Regions from separate parts of the Homo sapiens genome. Here regions 1 and 2 are each linked to region 3. A link is a contact called in ENCODE Hi-C or POLR2A ChIA-PET data. All regions are on one chromosome and are shown on one strand. The core of a region is the stretch at or near the end of the contact, and the rest is flanking DNA. Distances in the headings are between cores, read along the strand shown. Region 1 overlaps MLLT10 (MLLT10 histone lysine methyltransferase DOT1L cofactor). Region 2 has its middle 18 kb from the start of C10orf67. Region 3 overlaps PIP4K2A (phosphatidylinositol-5-phosphate 4-kinase type 2 alpha).

What was found. Hi-C counts contacts between places; a loop is a spot of excess contacts on that map. ChIA-PET counts read pairs that join two places held with the same protein, here RNA polymerase II (POLR2A). Pooled maps may share reads with other maps.
Region 1: a pooled map shows a loop between it and region 3 (5-fold over the local background). The contact joins two enhancer-like sites. A Hi-C loop is called at or near these places in 1 of 168 maps with a recorded cell type or tissue (endothelial cell of umbilical vein) and 2 of 50 pooled maps. POLR2A ChIA-PET finds 5 or more read pairs at or near these places in 1 of 52 experiments (BJ).
Region 2: a pooled map shows a loop between it and region 3 (5-fold over the local background). The contact joins two enhancer-like sites. A Hi-C loop is called at or near these places in 4 of 37 single-sample maps with no recorded cell type and 12 of 50 pooled maps. POLR2A ChIA-PET finds 5 or more read pairs at or near these places in 2 of 52 experiments (GM12878 and WTC11).

What each region holds. Positions count from the first base shown.
Region 1 is chr10:21,709,596-21,713,602 of GRCh38, forward strand. The region is part of intron 13 of MLLT10 (MLLT10 histone lysine methyltransferase DOT1L cofactor); the gene reads left to right. Among named protein-coding and RNA genes, the nearest start is that of MLLT10, 180 kb to the left of the region's middle. RefSeq lists enhancers at 1,381-1,480, 1,450-1,950. Within about 2 kb of position 1,301, at least 2 of the 41 ENCODE cell types and tissues checked have a DNase peak (open chromatin) inside an H3K27ac peak, as active enhancers do.
Region 2 is chr10:23,361,066-23,365,150 of GRCh38, forward strand. No RefSeq gene overlaps it. Among named protein-coding and RNA genes, the nearest start is that of C10orf67, 18 kb to the left of the region's middle. Within about 2 kb of position 1,971, at least 3 of the 41 ENCODE cell types and tissues checked have a DNase peak (open chromatin) inside an H3K27ac peak, as active enhancers do.
Region 3 is chr10:22,630,603-22,634,737 of GRCh38, forward strand. All of the region lies in intron 1 of PIP4K2A (phosphatidylinositol-5-phosphate 4-kinase type 2 alpha), which reads right to left. Among named protein-coding and RNA genes, the nearest start is that of PIP4K2A, 82 kb to the right of the region's middle. Within about 2 kb of position 1,314, at least 6 of the 41 ENCODE cell types and tissues checked have a DNase peak (open chromatin) inside an H3K27ac peak, as active enhancers do.

The DNA.
Region 1 (4,007 bases), core at 51-2,550, 920 kb before region 3:
ATTATCTATGGAGTAGCAACCTTTAAAAATGCATATCTTTTTCTCTGCTATGTATTATTTGGAATATAAAGTTTATAAATAATCACTGCATTAACATGCTGTCTCTTTTCTGGCCCTCTTAGCCAAACTTGTTTCTTTTTCTTCCTTTCCTTTCTTTTTCTTTTTTGGAGACGGTCTTGTTCTGTCACTGAGGCTGGAGTGCAGTGGCACAATCTCGGCTCAATCTCAACCTCCCAGGCTCAAGCAGTTCTCCCACCTCAGCCTCCCAAGTAGCTGGGACTACAGGCACACACCACCATGCTTGACACCACACCCAGCTAATTTTGCATTTTTGGTAGAGATAGGATTTCACCATGTTGCCCAGGCTGGTCCTGGGCTCAAAGAGATCTGCCCACCTTGGCCTCCCAAAGTGCTGGGATTACAAGCATGAGCCACTTGCACCAGGCCATTCCTTTGAAATTCTTAGAGCAGTTTATAAGATTCTCTATCTTAGTTTTCTAAGTTTGCCCTTTGTGATCTATTTTTGTTTGTTTACCCTTTAAATGGTAATGTTATTTAGGGTTCTGTCTTTGGTTCTCTTCTCTTGATCATGCTGAGAACTTTCCCTGGGTGATTCCATTTTTGTTCCTTGGCCTTGACCATTGTGTTCATATCAAGAGTTGTAAGTAAAATACTTATGGGGCCACATAGGTAACATAAATGAGTGACATGGTAAGGGATGATGGAGATGCTGATGGATTAAAGTCTCTATGCCCTGTTCAGAGCTCTGGTCAGATTGTTGCTCTTTTATAATATAGTATCCAGTGTTGGCAAATCTTCAGTTTTTCAAGAGATATTAGGCATCTAGAGTTCTTAATGGGAAATTTCTTATTTCTATAATAATTATGAGCAACTGGTTAAAATTTCAACCATAGTGCAGACCAATAGTAAGTATTTTTAGTTTGCAGGTTTACTTACTGTAACTTACCATGCTTCTCACTCCTAGATTTATGTCTTCAGATCTGAATTTCCTGCTGGGTTTTAGGCTTATCCCATTGTGTTCTATATGTAGGAGTTCTGTGTCCCACAGGCATCTCAAAGACCATGACCCTGAACCTCTTAATTTGTATTAGGAAGTGATTTCATTTATAGGATACCTGTGAGTTTGAATCATTATTTCACCACCTACTAGCTCACCAAAAAAGTTACTTTATTTCTTTAAAGTTCTGTTTGCTCATATGTGAAATGGGAGTAATATTTACCTCATTGAGTTCTTATACTAGCACAGTTACTTCCGTACAGTAACCAAACACTGCTTTCAGTTGCTGTTCCTGTTTCAGTGAATGGTATCACTACATGTACTTACTTATGCTTAAGAGTCATTGGTGACTCTACCCTTGTTTTTATTTTTCAGGTCTAATTAGTCACCAGGTTCTATTGGTCTAATAGAATTTTCAGGTCTAATTAGTCACCAAGTCCTTAGAATTTATCCTGCTCTACTGCATGTTTCTTCCTCAAACCGTCCTTCACCTCTGTACTGCAGCCCCTTTAGAAATTAGCTTGAGAGGCCAGATGTGGTGGCTCAAACCTGTAATCCCAGCACTTTGGGAGGCCGAGACGGGCAGATCACCTGAGGTCAGGAGTTTGAGACCAGCCTGGCCGACATGGTGAAACCCCATCTCTAGTAAAAATACAAAAATTAGCTGAGTGTGATGGCACGTGCCTGTAATCCCAGCTACTAGGGAGGCTGAGGCAGGAGAATCACTTGAACCCGCGGGTAGAGGTTACAGCGAGCCGAGATTGCACCACTGCACTCCAGCCTGGGCAACAGAGCAAGACTTCACCTCAAAAAAGAAACTAGCTTGAGGCTGGGCATGGTGGCTCATGCGTGTGATGCCAGCACTTTGGGAGGTTGAGGTGGGAGGACCACTTGAGCTCAGGAGTTTGAAATCAGCCTGTCAGCATAGTGAGACCCCATCTCTTAACCCACCGACCCCACAACCAACGCAAAAAAAAAAAAAAAAAGCCAGGTGTGGTGGCATTCGCCTGTGGTCCCAGCTACTTGGGAGGCTGAGGCAGGAGGGTCGCTTGGCCCAGGAGGTCAAGGCTGCAGTGAGCTATGATTGCACCACGGCACTCCAGCATAGGTGAGAGAGACTCTGTCTCAGAAAACAAACAAACAAAAGATAGAAAAGAAATTAGCTTGAAAAGCAACAACATCTCTTCCAGTAAGTTTTTTGGCTCACCACTTTTCTCACTCCAGGTCTGAATTAGATACCTCTTTTTCTGTGCTCCTAGCCTCCTGAGGATGTCTCTGTCATAGTGCTCTCCACAACTGTTTGTAATGCCTTTTTTCTACGCAACTTCTTGAAGGCAAAGACTACCTATCTTGAATGGCTTTTTATCTCCAGGGCTTAGAATAATGCCTGGCAAATAATGAGTTCAGTGATGTTTGCAGAATGAATGCATTGGCTAAATATATCATTTTTCTGGAGAAATTGTAGATATAAAAAAGATCCCGACGCCTTAATTATAGCTGTAAGGCTTTTTAAAATGTCCCAGTTGTTTTGTTTTCCCTGTTTGAATAAGATTCTAGGTGCTTTAATTTATTATATAAGTCAATAACTTCATTTATTTATTTATTTATTTTTAAAGACAGAGTCTTGCTTTATTGCCAAGGCTGGAGTGCAGTGATACAATCACGGCATGGTTCACTACAACCTTGAACTTCCAGGCTCAAGTGATCCTCACACCTCAGTCCCCAAGGTAGCTGGGACTACAGGCATGTGCCACCATGCCTGGCTAATTTTTATTTTTTGTAGAGACAATATCTCCCTTTGTTGTCCAGGCTATGTTGATGTTTTTTTGGAACAAAGTAAATTGTATGTTGATACAAATTACTGATTATTGTTGTCCTCTAGGGCTACAGTTGCTAATTTATTTATTTATTTCTTTTTTCTGCAGCCCACTTAGGTTCATTCTTTCCTCCTGTTTCTGTACCTTGGTTTCAGGCTCTTTTTCCCCTCTTGCCCTCCCAAGAGCTCTGGTTTATAGCAAGTTTTCTCGGCCTCCACACTATTAACACTATGGGCCAGTTATTTCTTCTGGAGGCTGTCCTGTGCATTGTAAGATGTCTAGTAGCATCCCTGGCCTATACCCATTGGATGCCAGTAGCACCCTCCAGGCTTGATAACTAAAAATGTCTCCAGGTATTGTGAAATGTCCCTTGTGGGGCAAAATCACCCCTGGTTGAGAACGGCTGGTTTATAGATATTCCCATTTCTTTATCCTGAAAGCCTCTCCTTCTCTATGCTGAGCATGATTTTCTTTTTTTAAAAAATAAGCACTTTTAAAAAATTAACTTGTTTCCTGTTAACTTATGCTCATCCTCCCACCCTCTTTTCTAGAATGAATAGCTTCCACCATTTCCCACCTTATTTCTGGCTTTTATCCCCATGGTGCCTCTCAAAGTGTTTTCATCAAGTCTCCCATGATTTTCACCTCCTGTGTTCTCTGGAGTAAATGGAGCTGCCAACTCATAGCCCAGTTCATCATGTCTTAATCGTTCCTCCTCTCCTACCCCTGCAGCTGCCCCATACAGTCAGTCACAAAGTCCTGTCTGTGTTATCGCTGGAATGTCTCTAGAATCTACCAACATTCTTTATTCCCACACCTGTCTCCCACCAATGTCATCAGCTCCTCTTTTGGTCTCGGAATTTCAAGTTGGGCCTGTTCCATTTTAATTTCTACCTTGTCGGCTTTCTAGAACAAGGTCTCTTCCTACTTCAGACTTCCTCAGTGATGATTTCTGGGGCTTTAGCATTTGCCTTTTGGAAGGCCCATTAGGTGATTTTTATGGAACTCTAATTGCTTCATTCCTCTATTTAAGAAACGTTTTCTTGCTCTTAGAAACTCCTAAAATCCATGACATATTTTTTACAAAGCTCTTTCTGCTATCCCCTGCTTTTAACAAAAGCCTTTTTGCTAAATAAAAATGGTGTAGGTTCTTTTAGACAACTGCTTCATGA
Region 2 (4,085 bases), core at 721-3,220, 730 kb after region 3:
CCCTCCTGGAGTCTGGAATTTCTGTACTGCTAGAAAGTGGGTCCCTAGGTGACAAGCTCTCAATAAAAATCTTGAACATTGAGTCACTAATGAGACTGGTACTGGTAGACAACACTTCATAGGTGTTGTCATAATTTGCTGCTGTAGGAATTAACTACATCCTGGTAACTTCCAAGAGGACTCTTGGAAGCTTGTGTCTGGTTTCCTCCTGACTTTGCCCCATGCATTTTGCTGATTTTGTTTTGCATGCTTTTGCTGGAATGGATCACAGCTGTGAGTATGACTGTTTTCTGAGTCTTGTGAATCCTTCTAGAAAGTCATCAATTCTAGAGATGGTCTTGGGGGCCCCTGACACATCTCTTGGTTTTTTCTTTTTGTGTTCCTCTCCACAGACTCTGCCCTCCTACTAATCTGGTTCATTCCAAAACTCCTTGCGCATGCCTGGCCCTGTAGCTCACACAACCTCCCTGCCTAAAGTGACCCAGCTCTCTCAGACCCAAAGGCTCCCTTCTTTCAAAGCTTTTATCGAGTCCTACCTCCTCCACTGCTATGGTTTGAAAGTTTGTCCCCTCCAAAAGTCATGTTAAAACGTAAATCCCATTATTGAGAGGTGGGGCCTTTTAGAGATGATTGGGTCATAAAGGCTCTGGTCATAAAAATGGATTAATAGATTAGAGGGTTCATGAATTAATAGGTTATCAGAGGAGAGGCACTAGTGGCTTTATAAGAAGAAGAAGGGGGAATTGAGCAAGCACGCTCAGCCTCCTCATCATTTGATGTCCTGCATCTCCCTGGGGCTCTGCAGGAAGTCCCCCTGCCACAAGCATGAAGGTCCTCACCAGATGCAGTCCCTCAACCTTGAACTTCCCAGTCTTCACAACTGTAAGAAATAAATTAATAAATTCCTTTTCTTTATAAATTACCCAGTTTCAAGTATTCCGTTATAAGCAACAGACAAGGGACTAAGACATCCACATCTTTCAGAATGGGCCAGCCTTGGGGGAGGCTTCCTCCTCTGAACATCTTTTTATACTCTGTTCCATTCAGTTGGCATTTTATGTGCACTGTTCATCTGCCTTCCTAGTTCAACTGTTAAGTCCTCCAGAGAGGAGAACAATATTTTTCTTCTTTAATTTCCCTGTGTAGTGTCCCCTGTTCATAGTAATTGCCCTGGGGACATATAAAGGCCCTAAATGGGTTTCAGCTCTGTCTGACCAGTTCTGTTTTCACTAATTCAAGTATCTCACTCTCTGACCATGCTTTCTCAACCTCTAGTTTGTGGTTCATCTTCTCCTGCCCACTCCAGGGTCCCTGCCTTTTGATCCGCCAGATCCTCCAGTAAGGAGCAGGATAACTCCTCTGCTCCCTCCCAGGCCCTCTACCATATCCTTTCTTCACTTCCTCCATCATCAGCTTACATCATTTCAATATTAGCTGCCAATTTGGTAGCTCACTTGACTCTCCTCATGGTGTATGCAGCTGGCTAAACTATAACTTGCTTTCTCTGTTTACACCTGGGCATCTTGGTACAGCAAGGGAAGTCAAACCACAAGACCTATTGATTTTACCATAAATTGTGATCTCCAACCTCAGATGGCCCTAGTACCAGGCAAGGTCCCATCAGGAAACAGATGACACACTTAGAAAGGGTAACTGAGGAAGGCTTAAGAAAGGGAAGGCTGGGCATTGTGACTCATGCCTGTAATCCCAGGACTTTGAGAGGCTGAAGTGGGAAGGATCATTTGAGGCCAGGAGTTTGAGAACAGCCTGGGCAACATAGTGAGACCCAGTCTCTATTAAAAAAAAAAAAGAAAAAAGAAAGAAGAAAAGGAAGATTTACAAAGGTGTGGGTGGGGATAAGGAGACCCAGCAAGCTTCCACCTTTCATCCTGCAGGGGGAAGGGGGGACATTACCAGAACTTAGCAGCCTAGCAGGTAGCTGGGGCTACGGTCTTCAGTTCAGTAAAGGAATGCAGCAACTGACAAACAGGAAACTATTACCCCAACCTGTCTCTCTGCTCAGCCCAACTATTCTGCAGGCACCTCCGGATGACCAAACTCAAGAACCCAACAGAGCTGGGAGGGAGCTTGAATGAAGAAGTGCATAAAAAAATCAGCTCTTGAACCACAGCAGGATGGAGAAGAATGAAAACTTGGGTTGGAGACCAGAGAATATCCAGCACAGGCACTCAAGACTAGCCTGATTTATTCCCTAGCTCACTCTTAGAATTCTACTTTTTTAATATTTTTTTTATTTTTAGACAGGCTCTTGCTCTGTCGCTTAGGCTAGAGTACAATGTCGTGATCTCGGCTTACTGTAGCCTTGACATCCTGGGCTCAAACAATCGATCCTCCTGCCTCAGCTTCCTGAGTAGCTAGGACTATAGCCCACTATCACACCTGGTTAATTTTTTTTTTTTGGTAGTACAGATGGGATCTCACTATGTTACCCAGGCTTGTCTCAAACTCCTGGGCTTAAGCAATCCTCCTGTCTTGACCTCCCAAAGTGCTAGGATTATAGGTGTGAGCCACCACGCCCAGCCACAGCAATTTCAGACTCTCTTATACTTGCCTCTTTGATCTCACTCTGCAACCTTTCGCTGTCGTCCTATGATCTCACATCCTACCTCACAAAGAAAATGAAACCATTAGAGAAAAACCCCTTCAACTTCATATCCATAAAACCACTCATTCACTGTAAGAGTTAGAATTAAGTTTGGCTGTGAATAATAGACGCTCAAATAATCACGGTCTAAACAGGATGGAAGTTCATTTCTTTTTTAGGCAGCAATTGGCAATCCAAGGCTGGTGAGGTGGCTGTGCTCTACCAAGACCTCAAGACCCAGGTTCCTTGCGTCTTGCCAGTCCTCTGTGTTTTGTGGTCACCTCATTGCCTAAATGATTGCTCCAGTTCCAGCCATCATGTCTGTGTTACAGCCAAAGGGAGGGCGGAAGAGATGAAAAGTAGCCAAGAGAACAGCCGTCTTTCAGGGGGCTCCCAGAAGTAGCTACAAACCACTTCTACTTCATTTGTAGAACTTAGTCTCCTGGCTACCCCTACCTGCAAGGGGGTAAATGTCGTTGTTTATTCTGGTTGGCCATGTGATAAGTTAAAAATCAAGATCCTAGCCCATGGTGGTCCTAGCTACTCGGGAGCCTGAGGCGGGGGGATTGCTTGAGCCCAGGAGTTTGAGGCTGCACTGAGCTGTGCACCACTGCACTCCAGCCTGGACAACAGAGCAAGATCCTCTTTCATAAAACAACATAAAACAACAACAACAACAACAAAAAATAATCAGGATCCTAATACCATAGAAAAGGAGAATGAATGGGAGGAGGAGGCAACTATCACTCTTTGACACACTCACCTTTATCCTTACCCCAGTATTCCCCTCTCAGTCTGCCCTTCCCTGTAAGTATGTTCAGATCATGGAACTGGTCAGACAAACACATTTTGAGTCAAAAGATATTTTTCACTTCTCTTCTGACTTGACTTTTTCAGAAGCACTTCGACCACTCTTCCTTTGAATACCTGGCACTGCCTTAGCTTCCTGACGCCACGGGTGCTGCTCCTGGGTCCCCTCCTACCTTTTTGAGTGCTTCCTCTCTGACCTGTTTGTTTATCCTCTCCTTCCTGACTATTAAACGTGGGTGCTCCTTGAGGCTTGAGCCCAGCTCTCGTCTCTTCATACACTGTAGCATCTCTCTAGATTAGCAGTTCTCAAATTGCAGTCTAAGTACTCTGGGGGGTCCCCAAGGCCCTATCCAGAGGACCATAAAGTCCTCCTTGAGGTCAAATTTTCTTCATGTGCTTCAATCAGGACAATGTATCACAACAGATTCAATGCAGAAGTAGCTATAGGAATCCAGCTCTCTTCCATTAAGCCAGTTATGAAATTGATTTGCAAAAATGTAAAACAATGCTATTCTTCTCATAATTTTTTTTTCTTTTTTCAGACAAGGTCTCACTCTGTTGGCCAGGCTGGAGTGCAGTGGAATGATTGTGGCTCACTGCAGCCTCAACCTCCCAGGCCCAAGCAATCCTCCCACTTCAGCCTCCCAAGTAGCTGGGACCACAGGCGTGT
Region 3 (4,135 bases), core at 64-2,563:
ATTTATCTGCCTTACAGCAGTGACCCAACCGTTCTGTTTTTAGACATTAGCAAATATATGATTATCAGCAAAACTTCAGAATGAGCCACAAAGGGTAACAAACTCAAAAACTTGAGCAACAGCAGAATTCATATTCTGTTAAGTTTTGGTTTCAAAATCCCCAACAGTCCTCTAAAGCTGGGACAGGATATGCAAATTGCAGGGATGACTCACCATCTATCAATTACTACAACATACTTGGGTTCTGGGTCCTCTCACCTTCCATCATCATCCACCCAATTAAGCCAGCAGACTCAGGCAAGGTTTGACACATCAATTCTCTTATTCTTCTTACAAGACTAAATACTAATGGACAGGAACATGGCAACAGGGACAAGAGAGTAGGTAGGAACTAAAATGACAGCTTCTCGCGATCAGGAGCCAAGTCATGCACCCTGCCCAGAAAGCAGCACAACAGGCCACACACGGTATACTAACACACCACAGGATACGACGTTCAGTTTTACTTTGTATTGATGGTCAATACAGAGTTTCTTTGCTTTAGCAATAATCCCTCTTCCAAATATTTTTTAATAACCTTTTTGTAAATAGTGATAATAACAGACTGTAACTGTCATGGGCTCAATGTTTTTGTCTCCCCCAAATTCCTACAATGCAACCCTAACCTCGAGTGTGACTTTGTTTGGAGATGGGGCCCTTAGGAGGTATTTAAGGCTAAATGAGTTCATCAGGGTGGGCCCTGATCTGATGGAATTAATGTCCTTTTAAGTACAGACACCAAAGAGCTCAATGCCCCCATCCCCAGCCCAGGCCCACCATGTGAGGACAGGGGCAGAAGGTGGTCATCTGCAGGCCAGAAAGAGACCCCTCACCAGAAACCGAACCCTGTCAGAACCCTGATCTTGAACTTTCCAGCTTCCAGAACTGGGAGATAATAAGTATCTGTTATTTAAGCCGTCCAACTGATGGCATTTTGGTGGTGGGTCTAAGCAGACTAATACAGTAGCCATAGAATAAGAATCTATGATTTCACGTTCTATGGAAGAAGAGGAAACTCTTCCTTACAGTACAATTTCAACTATGTAGAAGGAATAATGAAAATTAAAAAATCAGCAATTTGCAAATACCACAGTAATAACTGTTACACATTAAGAATCAGCAATAAATGTTCAATTTTTTTGAGCAAAAGTATGCTGAGAAACAGGATATTTACACAATCTCTAAGTATCTCCCACAACATACTTAAGAACAAAGGGAAACAACAGTGACTTAACAGTGGAGAGAGCTGACACTGACATCACCGTAACCAACTGACCAGAGTCAACAGCTTCAGTGATGAGATCAGTGGACATCACGCGCCTTCTGATACGTGCGCTGAGATGGACACAACACTAACGCTCTGGTATTCTCGTGAAAACTGCATAATGAATGTAATCATTAGGAAGCAAGCTCTCGGTGAGAGCCATTCTACAAAATAACCAGTCTTCATGAAAAGTGTAAAGGTCATGATAGACAAAGACAGGAAATAGTCCAGATTAAAGGAGACTAAGAGACATGACAACCAAATGCATCAGGTGATCCTGGACAAGAAAGAAAACAAAAGTGGAATGAGTGCGGAAATGTAAATAAGAGCTTTCTATTATTACGCAGTCATCTTGTATCAGTGTTAGTTTCCTCATATTCATAACTGTACTATTTGTTATATAAGATGTTAGCATCTGGGTGAAGGCCATATGGGAGTTCTTTGTATTATTTTTGCTACATTTTTATGTCTGAAATTGTTTCAAAATGAAAATAAAAACAAACATTAAAATGGTATTTTTAGTATAGTATGTACAACATTGTTTTTCTCCCTAATAATCTGCACCATCCTTACTAAAGTTGACAAGTTGGTGTTAGCTGGATTTGTCATTTTTATGCCACAAAATGCACCTTACATACAATTAATTGGAGTATTTCTCTCACACCCCACTGGGATAAGCAATGTCATCTGCTCTATTCCATGTGCAAGAAGCATGACCTCCGGTGTAGGCCACCAGGCACACTCATATCCCTGGCACCTAGCTCAGTGCCCCTTCATTGTTATTTTTTAATTTTACTCCATGACCTGCTGAACCAGCTAAGAATCTCTAGAGCTTATTTTGAAATAAAAATTATGGGGAAAAAAGGTAGGGGGAAATAGGACATAATATATTCTTGACTCTCTTACATTATCAAATTTGATGGATAATTTCCAATCAAAAGAAAAAAATATCTTACTTGTAGGAAGCGGTTGAGTTTCATATTTTGTTTTATATTCTTTGGTTTTCTATTTGTATGGCCCCTTTTCATCCTCAACATTCATCATTTCAAAAAATGGCCCATAACAATACATCACTAAGGCTAACTTTTATTTAAGGCTTAGTATACATCGGGTATCTGCTAACCACCCCAATAGCCTCCCATGTAACCACCTTAACCCTGTGAAATGGGCACAACTATTACACAGCCCCCCTCTTTACAGTAGGAAAGCAGAGGCTGAGTTAAGTGATGGCTCAAGGTCACAGAGACCTTTGCATGGCGCAGGGGATTCAGATCTGGGCAACACAGCTCCAGAACCTGGGCTCTTGGCCATGGCTCTCAACTGCCTCTTGTTTTATAAACACATAAATAAATGAAAGGGACATAATTTTTTAAAAGAAAAAGAAAAACCTGCTCAACTACTTAAAGTAGCCGGAGGGAAAGCTGCTTACGAGGTAGATGGGAGCTAGATTAAACAAACACACAGCCTTTCTGTAGAACACACTCACTTTCTGTAAGTCTATGCGATCCTCTGCTCTTTTTATTTTACCCACTTACCCACAGTAAAAATACCTTCATGGAAAAAAATCCCAACTTTGTCCCAGCTACCAGTAAGGAGAGGGAAAAAATATAATTATCTTCATCATTCAGGATAGGCTGGAACTTTGGGGTGCTCCTTGGAGCCAGGAGCAAAGGGTACAGGCAGGGGAGGGGACCTTGGGGCAAGAAACCCAGGTCAAAGGGATCCGAGACATGGCAGGCGCTGAGTCCTTCTCACCCGGACCGTCATTCCTTCTCGCCACACCCAGAGCTGTCTGCAATATGTTCCAAAAATGCTTCACACAACTGGTCACCAAGGAAACAATAAATGCTAAACACTCGCATGTAGTTTTGTTTTCTCGGATCTTTGCCCCAGTATGGAGGCAACTGGGCATAAGCAAGCGGGAGGCCAAGCAAGCGAATTCACAGGTAGAAAAGTGAGTGTCGGCTTCTCAAGGCATCTCAGATGCAGTGCTAGGAGCGTGGAGCTGCTGTGAGGAAAAACGGAGTCCACAACAGTGCCTGGCTCAGGCACTTCACTGTCATTGTCATCACTGTCCCCAGAGGGCTGCCCCAGAGTAGACGCTTAATAGATCTTTGCTGACTTTTATTGAAAACAAAATGTAGTTAAATCAAAATATGATTATGGGACTTAGAGTCACTATGAACATGAACTCAACATAGAACCTGCAGCTGATATTTCACAGAGCAGCTGAGAGGCAATGCCACCCTGAGCACCTGTGAAAACTGTGTCCACAAATCACAGAAGAGACCAAAGAGCCCAGCCAAAGAGGACGGGACAGAACAGAAGTGGCCTTGCCTGTTTCATTACTGCTGGCCAATCTAAAACTATCATGCATCACACCTTTTGCTATAGGAAACTGTAATGTCTTGCTCTGGTGTATCACCTTCCTTTCCTATGGTACTTCTTGTTTATTTTCAAGTTTGTTTCCTTTAGCGGTTACAGATTTGGGGGAACATTTAGACACTTGCTGACAAGGCTGTTCCAACAACTTTAGAACGCTGTATCCGTTTTGGCCGAGTTCTTTGCAGCAATATTATACCATATTCTGCATATGTTACTGTTAACCTGTTTGGCATTTACTCGCTTGTTTCTTATAATAGGATCTTTTATAAGTCCAAATTTAGAAAACCAATTAAGAGGTTATTATTCACATTAGAAATGGAGACTGCCTTAAAGAAGGATGCACTTATGTATTCCTGTCCAAGGTCCAATTCTTCTCTCTTTCTCTCTCTCCCTCTCCATAGCAGAGGTGTAAAGTGTTTTAGGAAGCATACATTTTTTTTAATCTAT